3 separate regions of the Homo sapiens genome follow, and all the other regions are linked to region 1. A link is an interaction called in ENCODE POLR2A ChIA-PET data of the cell type or tissue named here. Cell type or tissue: MCF 10A. All regions are shown on one strand. Each heading gives the region's core, and the rest is flanking DNA. Links, peaks and the distances in the headings are about the cores only.

Region 1 (7,556 bases), core at 779-5,778:
ACCACCCACAAAGAAAATAAATGAAAACAACATCTAGCCCTTCAAGCAGGTTTTGCACTTATAATCTCAAAATGTTCAAAAGCAGGAAATATTTTAGTTTATTGTCATGAAAGCCCTTGGAACAGGCATCAGCATTCTGAAAGAAGTAAAGCTAAACCTACATGAGGCATAATAATATCAATAGTGTATGGTAATAACAATAGTAATTTATACTTTTTATCACTCTTTGAAGAAGTTTTTCCCACAGAGGTTTCTTGAAGAGGAAAATGCCCTTGGTTTGGAGTGACTTAAATTACTGTTTTGACTCTGGCATAAGCTCTATCATTTTGTACAATTACCTTTACTTCTGGAGTCATATTTTCTCATCAGTAAAAATGAGGGTGGGGTGAATAGTGTCTGCACAGGGCAGCCCTCATGATTGATTAATCATATATTTATATCACACTTTGATAAACTGAAAAATGGGAAAAACTAAATTGTCCTATCATGTTTATTTTACAAAAGTCATGAAGAATCTCACAGAAACAGAAGAGTAATAACTTATTTTTCTTCTACTTTAGAAAACCAGGACTCTCTACAGAACACCTTACCCAAATTGCAATTGGATTTTCACACTCAACATCAACAAAGCAACCAAATAAGTATTTTTCACTACACTAGAGCTTGGAGTAGTTGCAAAGAAGTATGGCAGACTAGCTGGAGAGGCAGGACATCCACACAAGAATCAGGCAGGATGGAGCAATATTTATGTACAAACTCATATTGATATTTAAGTGTGAAGATTCCTCATGTCTGATATTGGGCTCATTTTGAAACCCTGAAGACAATATGTCCTTCCATGATTCTCCCCATAAACACCTCCTTTTACATATTTCAGAGGAGTTTTTGAGCATTCATGGTTCCTATGTTGCACACTCTTCCACACAGATCAAAGTGGCAAGTTTCATCCTGGCATGTCTCTCTCCAATAAACAGTCCTCAATGGCTCATGAGATTTATTATTTTCCCCATCCCACTTTTGAAGAAAGTATTATGGCAAGAATACCCCAAAAGAATGGTAATAGCTTACCTGCAGAGACCTTGAAACAGGGAGAAGAGGTGCTATTTAGAAATATATACAGCATTTCTACACAAAGTTCTGAGATTTTTTCTTCACTTATCATCACTATCTCTAAACAAAAAAGTGGAAGATAGTAAAAACTCTCCATTTTTCAATTCTGCATAAAACATGGCCCAAGCATATCAAAATAGCCAGGTGCATCCCCCGTGAGGGCTATAAGCCCCAGTAAACACTGGTTTTAATCATCCTCATGTGGTGGTACCATTGGTAGGCAATGAAGCCTAAAGCTTTTCCACACCCTTCCCTCGCTCTTGTAAAACTGGTTGAGAGGGAGGGTGGTGGCAGAGTGTAGTGGTTCTCACACCTTAGTGATCCAAATGAAAACTTGCTCCAAATAAAGATGCCTGCACCCTATCTCCAGAAGTTTTTTTTTGTAGCTTGGGGAAAGTTTTAGGAAACTGATTTATTAATACATATCCCAGGTAAATCTAATGCAGATAGTCTGGACATCATGCTTTAAGGAATACCACTCAGTTATAAAAAGGAACAAAATAATGTCATTGCAGCCACTTGGATGGAGCTGAAAACCATTATTCTAAGTGAAGTAGCTCAGGCATAGAAAACCAAATACCATATGTTCTCACTTAAAAGTGGGAGCTAAACTATGAGGACGTAAAGGCATAAGAGTGATATAATGGATCCTGGGGACTTGGGAGGTGGGGAGATTGGGGGGCAGGTGAGGGATAAAAGATGACATATTGGATACAGTGTACACTGCTCAGGTGACAGGTGCACTAAAATCTCAGAAATCATCACTAAAAAGCTTGTCCGTGTAACCAAAAACTACCTGTACTCCAAAAACTATTGAAATAAAAAAATGGAAAAACACTCGAAAGAAAGAAAGAGAAAGAAAGGAAGGAAGGAAGGAAGGAAGGAAGGAAGGAAGGAAAAAAGAAAGGAAAAGAAAAGAGAAAAAATACTAGCATGACATCTAGGAGCTCAAGATTTCAAGTCAGAAAAATCTAAATTTAATCTAAAATTTTAAATCCAAAAGCCTGGGATTTTCTGATCTTAACCGTTGGGCGAGTTGTTCTACCTGCTTAAGCCTTAGTTTTGTTACCTGCTTAAGCCTTAGTTTTGTTACCTGCTTAAGCCTTAGTTTTGTTAAAAGGAAAAAAAAAACCTAGACAAGTTTAAATTTAACTGAGTTTATTTGAGGGGAAAAGGAAAGCATTCAACAAACAAACAAAAATGATTCACAAATCAGGCAGCCCTCAGAACCAAAAGGTTCTAAGAACTCCTGATCTACAGTGTGTTTAGGCAGTTTTTATGGATAGAAAATAGAAGTGAGGCAAAAAGGACAACTTAATTGTTACAGTTTATTTCAATTAGCTGGCCCCCTACAACTGAGGAAAGCTCAGCTACTGTAACTAACCAGAATCCAGCTACCCATATACGAGTATCCTCCCAAGTTAATTGGTTTTACTAGCGTGAAGGACTCCATATTGGTTAGATCTGTTGGGCCTAGAACAGGAACTTAGTCTAAATCAATGGCCTCCTACAAATTTTATTCAACATTTTTTTTCAACTATAAAATGGGAATAGTGACACCTCAGAGTGGTGGTGTAAGTTTTAAGGGGCACTAGGTATATAGAGAGCTTAGCTCTGTGACTGCCACATAAGAGGCACAAAACCCAAAATCCATGATGAATATTATTTGATATAACTTCAAGCGTAAACTAGGGCAACTCTTACACGGTTTGACATCTTGAAGTCTCTAAATTTATTTCTAAATTTAAAAAATAATAATGGCATTATTTTCCTTACAATAATGGCAAAGCACAATGATATAATGAGTTTTTTTTTTTCCCCGTCAACTACAACCACTACATTGAAGAATAGAAATTTAATTTGAACACTAGGACATGGGATATTTGTCCTTCAGGAATCTGTAGTTTCATAAGTTCAGTGCCAATAAAGGTTTTTGAGGCAGTCATGTAGACGTGTTGAAAAAGATTCTGACAGTCACCATAATATGAGCTGGTGACTATAACCCAGCCATCTGAGTGTCTGTTCTGGTGTCCAGGGCCAATACCAGCTCTGCAGTTCTGTCTTTTTTTTTCCCACAGGAATGTAAGACTCAAATGAGGAAATGCAATGAAAGCAATTTGAAAAGTGTACAACACTGTGCAGATAATAGAATTGTTATGAGGCCTCTGTTCTGAAAGCCAGAGAAGATAACACCCTAAAGAAATAATAGACCATCTCATAAAGAAGTTTCATTGTTTTGGACTGATGGTAAGTATAGTTACATGCCACCATCTGTTGGGTAACTGAATAGCTGATGTGCACATGGCTAGAGGAATTACCTGATTCAAGAATCAGATAGAAGTCCCAGATCAGATAGTTTTTAAGGTTTCCTTCTATTCAGATGTGGGATGATTCTAAAAAAAAAAATTGAATGAAACATTCAAAAAAATAGAGATGAAAAAATTATTCTAAATTTTGCTATTGAACTGACACACTTTCTAGAAATAAATTCAAAGTAAAATATGTAGTTTTACAAACCTGTATTTTTCAGGCAACAGCGCGATCAAGTAAGGAAACAAAGCCAAAATTATATGGACCAAGTTGTTTACTAAATGAAAATTCTAGCCTTCATTATGGCTGTGGGATTTGGCTCTCCCAGAGCTATCACACCTGGCTTGTTGAGCAATAAATACCTGTGGCACCATGAGTCAGATGGGGCATTAACTGGCAAGTCAAGAGAACCAGGCACACTACTGGAGTGACGTCTTTCCGCCTGCAAAGATACAAGACTTGCTGTCCACAAACTAATTAAGCATGATGTGGATAGAAAAGGGGAAGGAGGAGGGAGTAAGAGACCCGGGACTGGGAGCTTCTTGGCAGAAAACATTTCTGTCAACAAACTTTCAGTCTGTTAGGCTCCACCTCATGTGATCTTTCAATACTTTGCATGCCTCTGTACAACTCATCAGATCTGTGTTGCATATCTTTCTCCAAGAGGCAGGAAATATGTCTCATTTTTCTGTATCTTTAATGACAAACAATGTCATTGCATAGAACTCAGCATAAGGCTATTAACTGAGTACAATAGCACAGATTAAAAAGTATCTCAGGTTCAAAAAATATTGCCAGTTAGTGGTAGAAAATCCATGTCCTACTCTGAACTTCTGGGAAAATGAATATACATTAACTTTAAGGACAATAATCAGAGATACTGTAATATAGGACTACTGTGAAACCTGGTGGGCAGAGCTCAGAGTAGCATGAAGCTCTTTCAGTGCTGAAGCTCTCTCCTTGAGCCAAAGAGGAGGCATCACTGCTGGCAGCAAGACAAGGACACCACTCCAGTCTTTCTAGTTACCCTGCCCAAAGAGATAAATGATAACACTTCCTAATCTGAAAAGCAAGACTCAATCCCCAACTGAAGTACATGGAATTCTGGCTTCTTCCAAAACCATATCTTCCAAATTGTATTAGGGAGCATATTTGTCTAATTCTCAGTCAACAATTTCCCTGATCTATCTAGATCATTAGTATTTGCTGACTGTTGCTTTTTTTCTGAAATCTCAAATCCCTTATGTTCTATGAGAACATTATCTCCTGGTACTCTACTTTATAGGTGGACATTTTCTCTGACTACTTTGAGGTTTCTTTCTCCTCTCACCAAGACATGATTATTTACCACATGGCTCAGTGTTTGGCTCTTATTTCTTCTCTCTAAACAATTTCCCCTTTAGTAATTCAATTTATTCTCAAGACTTTAACTACATCAGTGTTGAAGAAGTGAGCATGTCTATCCATGTCTATCCCTGCCTCTACTTTAGTTTCAGTTTTCCAAATGTTTGCAAGGCATCTTTTTGTAGATGCTCTGTCATCAGCTCATTGCCTCATCTTGCTCTTGCATACCACGTGCACAAATTTGGAAAGTCTCTACTTTGGTCTGTGTCTCAATTTTTCATGAATTGACTTGGATGGTAGAAGAAGTTATTTAGAAATTCAATGAAGCTTTTAAGTTCAGAGTAAAAGATTCTCTCAAATGAAATTCACAATTTTTCTAATGTTCTTGGCAACTATACATTTCTATCATTTTTGTTACCATATTTCTAATAGTTCAAGCTAAAAACTAATATTCAAACTTAATATTCAACCACCAGTATTTAAATGATCAGGCCCGATGTGGTGGCTCATGCCTGTAAACCCAGCAGTTTGGGAAGCCAAAGTGGTGGATCACTTGAGGTCAGGAGTTTGAGACCAACCTGACCAACATGGTGAAACCCCGTCTCTACTAAAAATACAAAAATTGGCTGGGCATGGTGGCACATGCCTGTAATCCCAGCTACTCTAGAGTCTTAGACAGGAGAATCACTTGAACCCAAGAGGCGGAGGTTGCAGTGAGCAGAGATCACGCCATTGCACCCCGGCCTGGGCAACAAGAGCGAACCTCCGTCTCAAAAGTAAATAAATAAATAAATAAATAAATAAATAAATAAAATAAATAAATTATAGGTGGACGTTTTCTCTGACTACTTTGAGGTTTCTTTCTCCTCTTTTTATCTTTATCTATTCTAGTATTTGAATGACCATTGTTAGAATGGGCTAAAAGAAGACAAGACTTGAAGTCTCAGAAGGGAACATCTGGAGCCCATTACTAATAAAAATTGTTTCATGCTCTGCCTTACATTTGATTTATTCATGTGGGTCTGTCTTTCCAACTAGATTTGAGGTTCTAGAAGGAAAGATTGATATTTGATTCATTTTAGTGTCATATAAAACAGTGTCTAATATTTTATATGTGCTCAATAAGTATTTATTAAATTATTGCAATTTCAAGTACTAGGCTTCTTACGATGAGAAACCGAGGTGTAGAAATAGATGTCATGTGCCCATGACCAATATGAACTCCTCTCTAACTTCCCTGTTTCCCCCACCTGGCGCTAGTCCTCTTCGCTGCACGTCTGAGATCCCGCAAAGGCTTTTTGTCTCTACCTCCAGCCTCTCCCCTCTCACCCATCCTTCGCATTGGTGCTTGATGTCATGCAAGCATCTCCACTGGCTTGTTCTTGTCCATGCCATCATAATGAAATATGTCACTCATGTGGCTTTTCACAACTGCTTCTCTCACCTTTTTCAAACTTATCTCTCACTTTGTTGCAGAATGCTTGTGTATTTCAAATGATCACTCTTCTCCTCCCTCTGCCACAGCCATGAGAGGTTCTTCAATTTATGAACCTGGTGGGGTTCCTGAAGGTAAAAATCCACAGAAGTGTGGGGCTACTCTTGACTAAAGTCCCCAAATTTTTTTCAGAGTACTTTTGGTTTCAACTATGACAATATGAAAAGCTACTCAGCTTCCAGAAATTCATCAAAATTCCCATTTAATTGTTCCTATCCATTTATAGCTTTAGTAGCTTCTGCCCCAGGTAAGTTGATCTTGGCTGTGTCTCCCTGAATTCATTTGTCTCTTCAGGGTAATGTAATGTTTTGTCTACCGTCTCACTTCTCTAATAGATCTAAAAAAAGTCATTGATTTTCAACTTGTTCAACTTTTTCTTGTCGTAGGGGCAGGAGCGATGACTTCCAAGCTCTTCACATTTTCAGAGTTGAAGCCAAAAGTACTCTGAATCCCTCTTGATTAGTCTAACATTGTTGGATGTGGAATGGCATAAGAATGAGAAGTATATGGGTTGTATCTTATTTAACCTTATATTCAGCTGTGGGATGGGCAGAATAGGGTTAAGGCTCAATATACTGCAAAGCTTTAGTGTTGAGTCAACAGAAAAAGACAAACTGTCTCACACATCAGAAAACTGGTACACTTCAGTTAATCAGCACAATCAGTAAAGATTTCTAAGTGTACTAATTGCATAAATTATAGAAGAGACTTGTAAAATTTAGAAAGCATAATAATATTTTCCAGTATTAGATGTGTGTGCCTGCATTCTTGAATAAAATTACAACCTTAGACACAGCAGATAATTATTCACACTGCTTATAAATCTGAAACTTAAAAGGGAAACCTATAAATTTTCAACAAACAATGGCACCCACACATCTATTTCATACGTCTGCTCTTTCCCAAGCACCAGATTTTATACAGCTGCCTGAAATTTTGGCAGAGGGCATCCTAGATGCTGCCAAGATCATGAGAAAGGAAACAGATCTTAACCCAGTTCATTCCAACTTTAAGCATTCAAGATCATACATTTCGGAGTGTTCAGGGAACATAGAATTTGATGGTGAGAATAATGTCTGAGAAAGAGAATTTTATACTAAGATTAAATTTATAATATACTTTCAGAGTTATTTTTCTGATTTTTAACAGATGGGTTAAGAAACAGTGTAGATACAGCAAAAGAAACTACCATCAGAGTGAACAGGCAACCTACAGAATGGGAGAAAATTTTTGCAACCTACTCATCTGACAAAGGGCTAATATCCAGAATCTACAATGAACTCAAACAAATTTACAA
Region 2 (7,556 bases), core at 1,735-6,734, 110 kb after region 1:
CTGTGCTAGATGATTCCTGCCCTCAAACATCGGACTCCAAGTTCTTGAGTTTTGGGACTCAGACTGGCTTTCTTGCTCCTCAGCTTGCAGATGAACTACTGTGGGATCTTGTGATCATGTGAGTTAATACCTTTATATATATATATATATATATATAAAATATATATGCATATATAAATTTATATAAACAAATATAAATGTATAAATATATAGGGTATAATATATATATATTTATCCTATTAGTTCTGTACCTCTATGGACTATCCTATTAGTTCTGTTCCTTGCAGATGGCCTATTGTTGGATCTTGTAATCATGTGAGTTAATACATATATATAGTATAATATATACATATTTAATCTATTAGTTCTGTCCCTTTAGAGAAACCTGACTAATACAACAGTTAAACATCTCATATAGGCAAGTAGATAGATATACATGAGTCATACATATGTGAGGGTTATGCTTGCTCATGATAATTTCTTTTTAGTTTCTCTGACTTTCCTGCTGTCTCACGCTTCCAAACCCTACACTTCGTAGGTTCACTGCCATGCCAGGATATAGGAACAAGTGCATCTCTATTAAGAAGGAACTTAATAAGTCATAGACCAATAGTCCAGGCAGAAGGAATCAGGTCAGACTCTGATGTTCTCAATTTTCCCACTAATGCCTGCTCTTGAAATTACATTCCCAGCCTGTTCCTTGGTACCCAAATTATTTGCTGGTTTCCTTCAAAAAAAAGTCAGATCTATGAAGTAGTGATTTTTGTCTATTTATTCACTGATATAATCCCAGGCTGGAGGAAAGCCTTGAATTAGGAGGTGATCCATAAATATTTGTTGAAGCAGTTCATTAATAAATATTCTGTCCAATTCAACTGGCAGCTGGTAATTTGCTCATTCCTGAACCCTAGTTCCAAGTCAGATGCTCAGTCTGCCAAAATTTCTGCCATTTTCCTTGGTTATGTAAATTGAGAGACACCAGATTCCCTGACACTGAAGCCCACATATCTGCTGTCCCAGGTCACCGAACATCTACCTGGCTGGGCTGTTGACTGCCCTTGGCCACCATAAGTTTTTGCGTCTGTGCTCTCTTTCTTGAGCTGTTTGCCCTCACATATAAGGGTGTCTTAGTCTGGCTCTGAGCACCTGCTCCAGTGTAAGATGTGTTTTATCTCAGGTCCCATGCCCTGTCTCACAGTCTTTCTCACTCCCCACTTAGGTCACATCCCAGCAGGATTAGCTATACTTGAGGCCGGCTAAGGATGAGTCTTGTATTTGGACAGCATTTGGAAATTATTTTTTTCAACCCAAGACTTGGAAAGCTTTGCAAACAGAGGGAGACACCACTGTCAGCCTCATTACCAACACTTTCAGGATAGACACCCAGCTCCTTCACATCCCTGAGAGTGGGGAAATTTACTGATGTTCTCTGAACTCCAGTTTCCTCACAAACAAACCAAAATTAGAGCTAGTATTGAGCCTGGCACAGTGGAGCCTACCTGTTTACCCAGATACTCAAGAGGCTGATGCTGTAGTATCACTTGAGGCCAGGAGTTTGAGACAAGGCTGGGAAACATGTTGAGACCCCCTTCCCCCCCAAAATAAAAATAATTTAGTTGGGCTTGTCGCACACACCTGTAGTTCCAGCTACTTTGGAGGCTGAGGTGGGAGGATCAATTGAGCCTAAGAGTTTGAGGCTGCAGTGAGCTGTGAATGTCCTACTACCCTCCAGCCTTGGTGAAAGAGCAAGACTAGGCCTCTAACTAAAAATAAATACATAAATGAGTTAAACAAAAATGAGCTAGTATTTGTGAACCTGTGTAATGTGGCCCTTTGTCCCTAGCAATTTCATTCAAATTAGCTTTCCTTCAATCCTCTCCTTAAAGGAAAACATAAAAGCAGTCATTTGTCAAAGGCCTTCTTTAAGTATCAAGGTCTTCCCAATACGAGGGGCTTGTACCTGTATCTGATCTGCTTTTGTGAGCCTGAATCTTTAGCTCCATGGAGCCCAGTTCCTGTTTCCTGACTATTGACCCCAGCCATTTAACCCCTCATCTTTTTCTTCCTTCTAGCATTTCTGCCTGTGTCGGAATCCTTACTGTACATGCTGATAATCTGCCTGACTCTTCAAAGGGCAGCCCCTTTGTTTGTTCTGCCTTCCAGTCCCTGACATAGCCTACCTGCTCTGTCTCTCAGGTGTTCTTTATCTGACATTTGTAGCATTTAGGAAATCCAATTTAGTATAAGAATTTTAACAGCTGAGAAGTCCCTTCCCTTTCTCCTTATACTTTGAAAATGAGGCTCAAGGCAGTGATATGATTTTTCTAACATAATAAATATCTGTTTCAGCAGGGGTTGCAGGGTTTCTAGAGCCTTAGTCCATTGACTCACCCAATCTGCTCCTTGTCCCTCATTCATCCTCAGGGAGTCACTGGGCCTATTAGCCAGCAAATTCTTACTTTACACCTACGACCACAGCAGCATTTTATGAACAGTTTCATTAATCATACAAGCTAAGAACATATAATTTTATGAGTAACTCATTTAGAACAAATACATTTGTTCTCTGATTCTCAATCTTCTTGAAAAGCTGCAAAGAAATTTTGACTTAATGCTTTTTTAACATAAAGGCTGTAAGAAAGACTATTCTTTACTAAACTTGTTAAGTATAGTTTGAGTGGTTAGGCCTCAAATATAGTTATAATGCATTGCATTTAACTAATTTATATTGCCTTAAATAATGCTGTTGTGCATTATTTAAGATAAGATTATTTAATCTATCAAGACAGGTTGTGAGCTCTTAGAGAACAGGTGTCAGTCATCACTGATTATCCAATAGCTAGTCCAGCGCTCAGGACGCATTTTTATTGCATGAAGAAATTCTTCAGAGCTAGTCAATGATGTAGGAAATATAGATGATAGTGGTATATATTTTAAATTGCCTATAATGTGCCCATATTAAAAAAAAAAAAAGAAAACAGATCAGTATTGTTTTGGTGGTCTGGCAAGAGACCTGAGAGATCCTTATACATTTCCCTTGCAAGTAAAAGACTCATCTTACTTGTTAGGAAACTTCTGAATTCCCCTTTTTCTCCATTTGGATGGAAGAAACTTCTCAGTGGCTGAAGTTTAGCCCCAAATGCTTATATTTTCTTCTGAATGATAAAAAAAAATGAGGAGGAATTTTAAGCAGCAAAATTTTAGCTCGTTGGGTTTTATGTCATATAAACATAGAACTCAGTCATAGAAAGGTTTTGGAGAGATCAAAATGCAAGTAAAAATCTCCAGATTCCAAGAATCCAGAATAGTCTACCATATGAGTAATGGAATCATCAATCTGTGGAGTCATTGGTTTTCTCTATTTTCCTTCCAGCCCTGAAAAACATTGTGTGTGTGTGTGTGTGTGTGTGTGTGTGTGTGTGTGTGTGTGGTTTTCCCTGAAGCAGAGTCAGAGACCCTTAATTTGCACAGGGCCAAATGTGTAAGTTATCAACAAGTTCCATGAATTGCTTTTGACCAGAAAAAGTTTACAAAGGATGCCAAAGTTCATAAAAGATGCCATTTAAGGGAGTGGCAAGCTAAGTGTTTGCTTCCCTTTCCTGCCCTAACACCCTTATAACAATCCATTCTTTATCACTCTGCAGGACTGAACTCGTTGTTGGCCACCTGTTTGGAAAACCATTCTCTTGTGGTTGGATCTAACACATACAGCATGTGAAGGTCAGCATGTTAAGTTTTCAGTTTTTTCCCACATCTAGACATTAGCTTTCTAGATAGATCCAGGCATATCATTTATCAATCTTACTTCTTCAGTTTTCCATCATTTATTTTCAAAAAGAACAACAACACTTGTTAGTTAAAATAAACAAAAAAGAAAGTTTGTTTTTAAAAAGACCAAGGCTACTAAACCTAAAACAATATTTCAAAAATTCTACATGTATTGTGTGCCGATTTTTATTACTATTTTTGGTCTAGTTTTAAGTATTACTAATGAGAATATAAGCAGAGAGTAAATAGGACTTGATATCTTAAAAATAAAGGTAGAGAATAGGGAACAGTTAAATAAGTTTACATGGCATTAGATTTACAAGTATCTTGGATTTATATCTATACTATATTTCCTTATAAAAAGAGGCATATACTTATAAAACTTTTAAAGGTACCTTGTGTGTTATTGCAAGGAATTATCTTTTTATTTGTCTATCTCCTGCACTTCATCCCTCATTTTTATTTATTCAGAAGGGATGTTTAAACTCCTGTTGGTGAGATGCACTTTAGGAGAAGTGATAAGATAACCCTACTTTTTTCTTTCATATATAATTCCTTAAGGTCAAAGAAATAATCTTTGTTTAATAACTTACTGACAGCATTTTTGCAAATGTTAACTGACCAAGGGGATTTAGGCTGTTTCATTTTGTTTTCCAACTTGGTATTTAATTTTGCTTCAGCCTCTAGGCTCTTTGGAATGCCAAGGCTGCAAGTGTAGAATGGCTACAGATCTAGAGAAAGCTATTGGCCATTGCAGGAACTCAGATGAAAAAAGATCACATGCTGGAATTAAGAGGAAGTACCTCATACATGACTATGGGTCATGCAGGAAGAAACCAATTTGTTTTATGGTTGATCCTAGTTCCAGTTGAGAGATTTAGACATTGCTACACAAAGCAGATAGCAGGGGGTTAAAAAACAGGTTGTTATGGTACTACTTGAAATTTTAGATGTAAGTAAAACCAGATATTCATTAATGCATTTGCTTGTTCTTCACTTATCTCTTTATTAAACATTTACTGTTGATCCCAGTTTGTTTCCTTTGAGTCTCCCCTCTATCCAGCGAGGTTTTTGTGGGTTAATGCAAAATGAGTGCCTCACAGGTTTTCCATTTTTAGAAGATTCGGCTTCTGCAACTAAATTGTTACTTTCCTCTGGTCATCTTCTTTCACTGATTCTTGTTCATCTCTTCACCCTTGCCTCTCAGTTAAACATTCACACCCCTCCCCCCACAAAAAAACACCCTGAGTTGTCACCTGGCTTCAAACGTATGTCTCTGCTGTGCCAGTATCTTGATCTCAGATCACTTCTGGCAGAATAATTCCAGTAACCCCCTCCATTTTTGCCAAGCAGCACAATTATTCTCTTGTACTTTTTGTTTGTTTTAGTGGCAGGTACTACTAGGTATAGCTTGGAACTGAAAGAACAATAGGGTTGGATGTTTGAGGCACAATTCTCAAAGGAATCCACATCATTGACTTCAGAATATGTTGTGCTGAAACTATCAATTACAGATTTATTATTAAGAATCCTGTACCAATTTGAGCACATAAGACTTTCCCTAGCATTTGTGCAGGAGAACCGCATTTCTGAGGAGTATTAAATGGTCATAAGGATTGTATTCTGAGAATATTAATGATATGAAAGATTAGAAAATTAAAGAAATATAAAATTTTGATAATTCAACAACAGAAATGAAAGGTATGTTGATGATTACTGAAGAAGTCACAAAATTGAAAAAAAAATCTTAGTCTCCGACCTTCAGGAGCTGAGAACTTGGTGGGAGAGATGCACAAACACATAAATATAAGTAAAACTATAAAGTGTTATGAGAGAAAAATCAACAAAAGCATCTTCCATAGGAATATACAGCAAGGAGAGAGTAATTTTAACCAAAAGAGTCTGAAAAAGTTACGGGAATATAAAGGGGTGTACATGGTCATGTTGTAGGCAGAGGAAACAATTTGAGTAAATAAGCTAATGATTTGCAAACCGAATGTATTCGTTTAGGTATCCAAACTTAATCACTGATCTAATGCTGCCATGAGAGAAATGTAAGGCATTTCTCTGCCCATAAAGAATTCCCATCCTGGTAAGGAGAAGAGACACAGAGAATTACAGTTTGATAAGTGATGTAACAGGAAGAGGTAGACTCAGAGAAGCTATCTCAGGCAGTTCTTTCTCAGAATCTCCTGGTAATTCAATTTTAAGAAATGGCAATGCCTGTAAATCACTATTTATCTGGGCATCTGATGTTTAATAGCAATTCCCAGGTGACTCTGGTGATCAAACAGGCTTTAGAATCAACTAACTATCGGATGATGAAACCTGAGTCTAGACAGAGGCAGAGAAGCTAGTTAAGTGCTGAAGGAGTGAGGAAAGGAGAAGGACAGAAATCTTCCAGGCAACGGGAAGAGCCTTTTTTGGATGCCAGAGAAAATGTTACTGGGTTCAAAGGAACTGTATGCATTTCAGAACCGCAAGAAAACAGGGTACATATTAGGGATGCATAAGAAGTGAATCTAGAGAGGAAAAGAAGAACCAGCTTGGGAAAGATCTGCATATTGTGCTGCATACTTTGCAGTTTTTTCTGCTATTGATGAGAATCTTTAAAAAGATAGGAATGTGGTAAAGGAAGCACCAAGCAAATGCTGCTGCTAATGCATTTGATATCCAAATAACTTTTTTTTTCACTTCTGTTTAAGTTCTTGGGTTGAAACATTTTACTAAAAATGGAGGTCACATGGTCATCATCCTTCTATCATAAGAGTTTGTACTCTTGGGTTCCATTTGGGTCTCCGTTAGTTTCATCTCTGCAAATAAGTTTAGTTGAGCTTTGTCCCTGGTAAAACAAAACAAAACAAAGCAAAACAACTCTGTATTTTGAGATTCTCTGTTTAAAGTCTCCTTAGATGTGAAAATAAGTAACAGTTACTGGTTTGTATTCAATGTATGTTATTAATCACTATGAAAAGCTCTAAAATCTCTGTTTTCTGATTAGTGATCTTTGGTTGCCAAAAAATTCCAGTGAAATATAGTTCTTTAAGCCCTTGCTAAGAGCAAGATGTGTGTGTAAATTCTGCGAGTGATAAGAGGGTGAGCGGGCACCCTCTCTGCCCTTATGAATCTTACAGGTAGAGCTAAAAGTGTAAAGAAGGTTTGAGTCTTAGGTTTCTCGTTAACAGCTGTCATCCTGGGAAAATACTTGCCTGCAACCTTATTTATTCATCTGTAAAAGGAATTCCTGAACAAGAGTATCTCCAAACTCCTTTCTAGTTTTAACTAGGAGTTTCCAGAAATCTAGCAGAGAAAGATATGGGGATAACAAAGTAGAAGTCTATATTGCATAGTGTTATTTAGGACCATGTTCTCTGGAGTCAGTCAAACCTGGGTTTAAATCCTGGCTCCATTATTTACTTACTGGAAAAACTGGGATAAGTTACCACCCCAATCATCTGTTTCCTTGTCCATTAAACACATGCTTATAATAGTGACTACCTCTTATATAATTATTATTACAACAAGCAAAGAGCTAATAATAATTCAAAGAAAAGGTCACGTATGAATGAGGGCTCACAATGCACTTACAAGAAGACAGCAATTGAGAAGATCCTTGAAGATGAAGGAGGGTCTCAGTAGGTAGAATCAGCAGACGAGAGATAAGAGACAAAAATGAGAGAAGTTCTTTCTAAAGGAGGGTAAAACTCACAAGGTTTTCACACATGTAGAGAACAGGATATACAGTACAATAGAACCTTCTACCTTTCATGAGTGATGCTTCCCTGAGG
Region 3 (7,556 bases), core at 1,735-6,734, 74 kb after region 1:
GACCTATGCAATGGTGGAACAGCCTTGCCCCCTTGCATCTAGGCAGTAGAATCTCTGGAAACAATTTGTACTCCAGAGCTCGTTGTGGGTTCAGTCTAAAGATGAATTCTTTTATTTTTCTTTTCTTTTCTTTTTATTCTTTTCTTTCCTTTTCTTTTTTCTTTTTTTTTTTTTTTGTTTGTTGTGTTTGTTTGCTTTTGAGATGGAGTTTTGCTCTGTTGCCCTGGCTAGAGTGCAGTGGCACGATCTTAACTCACTGCAACCTATGGCTCCCAGGTTCAAGCGATTCTCCTGCCACAGCCTCCCTAGTAGCTGAGATTACAGGCACCCGCCACCATGCCCAGCTAATTTTTGTATTTTTAGTAGGGACGGAGTTTCACCACGTTGGCCAGGCTGGTCTCGAACTCTTGACCTCAGGTGATCCTCTCGCCTCTGCCTCCCAAAGTGCTAGGATTACAGATGTGAGCCACTGCACCTGGCCCTGAGGATGAATTCTTCTGAAATCACATCTTCATCTAGCTTCTTCCTTTGTACTCTTCTGCTACTCTTGCCTCTTTAAAGGTTTATCCTGGCTGGGTGCAGTGGCTCACGCCTGTAATCCCAGCACTTTGAGAGGCCGAAACGGGTGGATCATGAGGTCAGGAGATCAAGACCATCCTGGCCAACATGGTGAAACCCTGTCTCTACTAAAATACAAAAAACATTTGGGCGTGGTGGTGCATGCCTGTAGCCCCAGCTACTGGGGAGGCTGAGGCAGGGGAATCACTTGAACCCAGGAGGCGGAGCTTGCAGTGAGCCGAGATCGTGCCACTGCACTCCAGCCTGGTGACAGAGCAAGACTCCATCAAAAAAAAAAAAAAAAAAAAAAAGGTTTATCCTAAGGGCATGCCCTGAATAAATGACTTGCATAAAATTATCTGTCTCAGACACTGATTCTAGAGAACACAGCTTCTAGGGAGCTCAATATAAATGACAGTTATTGCTAGAAATTGTCCCATAAAGCAGACTCTAAAGATTTAATTCTGGAGTTGAATCAGACCCCAGCTTGGTAGTAAGGATGACCCCAAACCTAGTGGTAAGTAGAGTATTTATAGTTTCTTGAATGTTCTAACAGTACAATTGCTAAAGTGTTGGAGATGCCGTAGCTTTTACAGTGTCTTTGGCATTTGAGAGAAGTAGGGGAAATAATAAGATTATGGAACGTGGAATTTGGTGTTAGTTGTTGTGTGCCTTTTGGTTACTCAGGAGAAAAAAAAATGACTAATCATTAATTTAAAACTAAGTGCAAAAGTCAGAGGTTATTTCTGGAAGTCTTTAAAGAGACTTTTCTCACTTGCAGCTTGGGAGCATGTTGAGCCGGTGAACCATAGGCCTTAGTTGTGACAAGAGCAAAACTTCAGAAAAGCCTAAATTCATGCCTAGGTAAGACTCTGGATGCCATAATAAGGCAGATGTGCTTCAGAGAGTGGGAGTTAAGCCATGCAGATTCAGTGGCTTGCCACATATACGATGCTTTTAGGGATCCAGTGGTCTGGTGCATACTCGAACATCCCTTCCAAGGTAAAGGGCAAAGTTATGGCATCTTTTGTATACTACCATTAAAAAAGAAGTAAAACACAGCACATACAACACTTGGGAATACTACAATGAATGATTTAGCAAGTGCTGTGGAAAGTTCCCCGTTTTCAGTGAGGCCCTGAGCAAGAAAGGGCATGTTCAGGCCATATAGCACAAGCTGTCCTACCACATGGCTTATGTGGCCCAACAGATCCTATAGTTGCATAAAAGTTATCTCTAGGAGATAAAGGTTTTGTGTGGAGTCTCTGACAAGCCCCAACAGAAGGGTTTCATAACAGGCTGCTGAGATTGTGGAGCAAGGCCATGCCATCTGCAGCAGAGCATGTGATTTAAAATGCAGTTGCATCAAGACATGAGACAAAAGCTGTTCGCCAAGAACTGGACGCTGGCAGTCCAAGTAATAAACTACAGCAGCCCCAACAGCAATTATTTATAAAATAGAAGTGTTACAGAATGGATCACCCTTAAAATATCCAAAGGGCATATGTAAGCTGGATGAACAAATATTCCAGACTTCTTTGTCACCAGCACAGTCTCACCTGACACCACTCAATCAGCTCACACTTGTAACCTCATGGGAGAATCCTTATGAGCAGCTAATAGAGGAAGAAAACAACACAGGCTTGGTCCATGGATTGTTCATCTCAGTATGTTGGTGTGGACAATGGACTGCTGTTGTAATATAGCCCCACTTGGTAAGTCCTGGAAGACAGTATTCATGGGAAAATACAAACAGGAGGCAGGATTTGGGTTAGTGTTACTTGTAATCCAATTTTGTTGAGTGACAAATGGCTTAAAAGAACGCTATACACATGGTCATTGGTGGATAGCTTGGCCTGAACAAAGCAATGTTTTCATATTAGTGACAAGAAGATCCAAGAAAGAAGCATGTGGATGAACATATGGAAATGGGCAGAAACTAAGAAGAACTCACCATTACGTGTTAACCCTCATCAAGTTAGAGACACAAAGCAACCAAGTGTGGAGAATGGCCCAATAGATAAGAAGAAACTTAGCTAGCTGAAAGGTCTCACGAATGTAGTAGTCATGGCAGCATAGATGGAGACAATATGTGGACGATAAGAATGCGTTCTCCTCTCACCAAAGCTCATATACCCGATGCCATATCCAACCTATCAACCAACACATTTCTGTGCTGAGCTCCTTATATGATAATATTCTTTGACAAAACCAGCCAGACATTTTGGTGGCAAGCTGATAAAACTGGACTGCTCTCATCCTGACAAAAGCAACAATTAATCCTGAGTAGTAGTGACACACATTCCTAGGATGTGTTTGCCTTTTCTACCAGTAGTATTTCTGTCAGCATTATACAGAAAGGCTCACAGAGAGAGATATTGGATAGCATCTCATACAATATCACTTCAGATCAAGAGAACCCCTTTATGGCAAAGGAAGCCTGGTAGTGGGAACATGGCAAAGATATCCCCTGATCCTATGATACATTGAATCAATTAGTGGCAGCTGACCCTATAGAGCATAGGAAAGCCCCTTTTAATGTATAGCTGTAGTACCATCTTGAAGATGATGCCTGTAGATGGAGACACTATACTTCAGAAAGATGTACATTCATCCTAAACCAACAGCCATTACATGGTGCCAGGGTGCCCAGTAGGTAGAGTACATGAGTTCAGTAACCAAAAGACGGAGGAAATAGTAGCCCTACTTCACCGCCACTCCAAGAATTGACTAGGAGATGTTGTATTGCCTGTCTACTCAATTTTAGAGCCTGTGGATCCAGAGGTCCCAGAGAAGATATGCTTTCACTCAGGGACACAAGAGTCTCATAGAACTTAAAGATACAGCTGATACATGATCACTTCTAGTTCTTCAAGTGGACCAACAAGCAAGAAAAGGAATTATTATACTGCCAAGATTGTGTACACTAGGATATTTGAATGTGTAGTGGCGTATTTTAGCCTGATTACCTAAGGAAAAGGGCTGCTGTTACTTAATAGGGGCATGGAGAAATACTTTTCATACCTACGTGAACTGCAGGTTATCTCTTGGTACCCTCATGCCCAAGTTTAATTATAAATTGACAAGTACAGCAATTATTGCCTGGCAAGTGCGTGGTAACTAGGGAATCAAGGCTCTCAGGGATGAGTGTCTGAGACATCCCACCAGACAAGCCACCTAGATGAACTGAAGTCCTAGCTGAGTGTAAAAGGAATCTATAATTGTAGCTGACAGGGATAATGTGTATTATTGACAGCCTTGAGATCAATTGCAGCAAAGAAGGCTGTAATTCATCCTACAAATGCTCCTCTTACAAGTTTTCCTAGAAATTGAGACCAACTCAAATTCTGAAGAAGCTAAGACCAGATAGGAAGAACTTATTGTGAGAAGTGAATGGATTTGAGAAGTGTGAGTGGCAGACTTGGAAGTGGCTCTTGGCACTTCTCCAGATCTCCTTGACTGGGCTGGTACACTCATACCCCTGCAGGTCTTGGCTGATAACTGCTCAAGTTAGCACATTTCACTGTAGGGTTGTCCTCAGCTGATTGAAGCTACCTCACCCAGAAATGCCTGAGAAGTTACACTGTTCTCTCTCCAAAGACTGACAAGTGCAGGGATAAGACAGTGCAGCTCTCTTTTCTCTGGCCAAGAAAATTATCTGATTATAATCTATGTTCTAGAGAGCTAACTAGGGGATTAGATTGAGACTAAACTTCTGAAATCATATTATTGCCTAACTCTACCCATCCTTCATCTTTTCCTGCTCTTCTTGCTTCCTTAAAGACTTCTAAGTGTATTCCTTCTAGAAATCACCTGCACAAGACTCTCTGTCTAATACTCTGCTTCTAGGCTTCTGGGCCTAACTCAATTACATGTGGCAATGGCTGGGTTTCTCTATGGAGAACCACAGTCTCACCTAGTGGTCATTTCCTGTGTATACATTATTCTTCATTTGTGTGTGACATTGGTTTCCTGTCACAATCCTGACTAATGAAGCAGAAGCAAGCAGGGAGTGATGTGATTAGATTCACATTTAGAAAGCTCAATCTGGCAGCAGTGTTGAGGAGACAATGTATGAGAGGCAAGTCTAGTTGCAAAAATATAATTTCATAGATTATGGTAATAGTCTAGAAAATAATTGAAAAGGGCTAGAAGTTTAATGATCATTGGAAATAGCATACATTAGGTAAACTTGTAAGATAGGTCAGCAGTAAAATTGATTTAAGGATTAATATGTCCTAACCTCCTGCAAGAATTGAAACCACATATACTGCCTTAAAAACTCATTAAACAATTATTGTTTTACCACATATGTAAAAAAAATTACTACTACTCCTGCGGAGCTTGTAGTCTTAATAGTGAATAATGACTATCTTGGTAGTTGTTATAAAAGTCAAAAAATAAATATTATACTAGAATTATAAGCAAAAGGGTGTGAAATCAAGAAAAACTATAGGACAATATTTCCAATGAACACTGACACAAAAGTCAGCAGTTAAATATTAGCAAATCAAATTCAACAGCATATCAGAAAGATTATACATCATAATCAAGTGAGATTTATCCCTGGAATAAAAGGTTGGTTTAATATAAACAAATCAGTTGGTGATATATCATATTAACAGACATAAAGTCAAAAAGCCACATGATCATATCTATTGACAAAGAAAAAGTATTTGACAAAGTTTAACATCCTTTCTTGATAAAAACTTCTAACACTTTAGGTATAGAAGGAAAGTTCCTCAATGTAATAAGGGCTATTTATGGAAAACCCACAGCTAACATAAACAATGGGAAGAAACTGACAGCATTTCCTCTGAGATCTGGTATAAGACAAGGATGCCTACTGTATTAGTCCATTTTCATCCTGCTGATGAAAACATACCTGAGACTGGGCAATTTACAAAAGAAAGAGGTTTATTAGACTTACAGTTCCATGCAGCGGGGAGGCCTCACAATCACAGTCATGGCAGAGATGAAAGGAATGTCTCACGTGGTGGCAGACAAGAGCTTGTGCAGGGGAACTCCCATTTTTAAAACCATCAAATCTCATGAGTCTTACTCACTAACATGAGAGGGTAGCACAGGAAAGACCTCCCACCCATGATTCAATTACCTGCTACCAGGTCCATCCCACAACACGTGGGAATCGTGGGAGTTACAAATCAAGATGAGATTTGGGTGGGGACACAACCAAACCATATCATTCTGCCCCTAGCGACTCCTAATCTTGTTCTAACATTTCAAAACCAATCATGCCTTCCCAACAGTCCCCCAACATCTTAACTCATTTCAGCATTAACTCAAAAGTCCAAAATCTCATCTGAGACAAGGCAAGCCCCTTCTGTCTATGAGCCTGTGTAAAATCAAAATCAAGTTAGTTACTTCCTAGATACAATGGGGGTACAGGAATTGGGTAAATATAGCCATTCCAAATGGGAGAAATTGGCCAAAACAAAGGGGTTACAGGCCCCATGCAAGTCGGAAATCCAGCAGGGCAGTCAAATCTTAAAGCTCCAAAATGATTTCCTTTGACTCCAGGTCTCACGACCAGGTCATGCTGATGCAAGAGGTGGGTTCCCATGGTCTTGGGCAGCTCTGCCCTTGTGGCTTTGCAGGGTAGAGCTTTTCCTCCAGCTGCTTTCATGGGCTGGCATGACATTGAGTGTCTGCAGCTTTTCCAGGTACACAGTGCAAGCCGTCAGTGGATCTACCATTATGGGGTCTAGAGGATGATGGCCCTCTTTTCACAGTTCGACTAGGTGGTGCCCCAGTAGGGACTCTATGTGGGGGCTCCAACCCCACATTTCTCTTCCACACTGCCCTAGCAGAGGTTCTCTATAAGGACCCCACCCCTGTAGCAAACTTCTGCCTGGATATCAAGGTGTTTCCATACATCCTCTGAAATCTAGGCAGAGGCTCCCAAATCCCAAGTCTTGACTTCTGTGCACTTGCAGGCTCAACACCAGGTGGAAGCTGCCAAGGTTTGGGAATTGCACCCTCTGAAGTCATGGCCTGAGCTCTATGTTGGCCCCTTTCAGCCATGGCTGGAGCAGCTGGGATGCAGGGTACCAAGTCCCTAGGCTGCACACAGCAGAGGAACCCTGGGCCTGGCCCACTAAACAATTTTTTTCCTCCTAGGCCTCCAGGTCTGTGATGGGAGGGGCTGCCACAAAGGTCTCTCACATGCCCTGGAGATATTTTTTTCCATTGACTTGGTGATTAATATTCGGCTTCTCATTAGTTATGCAAATTTCTATAGCCGGCTTGGATTTCTCCCCGCAGAATGAGATTTTCTTTTCTATTGCATTGTCAGGCTGCAGATTTTCTGAACTTTGATGCTCTGTTTCCCTTTTAAAACTGAATGCATTTAACAGCACTCAAGTCACCTCTTGAATGCTTTGCTGCTTAAAAATTTCTTTCACCGGATACCCCAAATCATCTCTCTCAAGTTCAAAGATCCACAAATCTCTAGGGCAGGGACAAAATGCTGCCAGTCTCTTTGCTAAAACATAACAAGAGTCACCTTTGCTCCAGTTCCCCAAAAGGTCCTTATTTCCATCTGAAACCACCTGAGCCTGGACTTTATTTTCCATATCACTATCAGCATTTTTGGCAAAGCCATTCAAGAAATCTCCAGGAAGTTCCAAACTTTCTCACATCTTCCTGTCTTCTTCTGAGCCCTCCAAACTGTTCCAAACTCTGCCTGTTACACAGTTCCAAAGTCGCTTCCACATTTTCAGGTATCTTTTCAGGAGCACCCCACTCTGCTGGTACCAATTTACTGTATTAGTTCATTTTCATGCTGCTGATAAGGACATACCTGAGACTGGGCAATTTACAAAAGAAAGAGGTTTATTGGACTTACAGTTCCACATGGCTGGGGATGCATCACAATTATGGCAGAAGGTGAAAGGCACATCTCACATGGTGGTAGAATTTGGTAAAGTTGCAAGATATAAAATCAACATACAAAAATCTGTGGGATTTATATATGC

Evidence for each region. ChIA-PET counts read pairs that join two places held together with the same protein. Peaks named below come from ENCODE experiments on the same cell type or tissue, not always from the same donor. Only the 100,000 strongest peaks of a DNase experiment are listed, where the experiment ranks them.
Region 2: POLR2A ChIA-PET joins it to region 1 with 13 read pairs; 2 of 35 experiments call an interaction of 5 or more read pairs at or near these places.
Region 3: POLR2A ChIA-PET joins it to region 1 with 12 read pairs; 4 of 35 experiments call an interaction of 5 or more read pairs at or near these places.

The regions. Positions count from the first base shown.
Region 1 is chr3:190,262,104-190,269,659 of GRCh38, forward strand. No RefSeq gene overlaps it. Among named protein-coding and RNA genes, the nearest start is that of CLDN1, 57 kb to the right of the region's middle. In MCF 10A, for the core only: no CTCF peak of the experiment used is centred there; a DNase peak (open chromatin) is centred at 3,848.
Region 2 is chr3:190,370,884-190,378,439 of GRCh38, forward strand. It overlaps a transcript of CLDN16 not described here. Among named protein-coding and RNA genes, the nearest start is that of CLDN16, 14 kb to the right of the region's middle. In MCF 10A, for the core only: no CTCF peak of the experiment used is centred there; a DNase peak (open chromatin) is centred at 3,638.
Region 3 is chr3:190,334,863-190,342,418 of GRCh38, forward strand. It overlaps a transcript of CLDN16 not described here. Among named protein-coding and RNA genes, the nearest start is that of CLDN1, 16 kb to the left of the region's middle. In MCF 10A, for the core only: a CTCF peak has its summit at 4,511; a DNase peak (open chromatin) is centred at 4,019.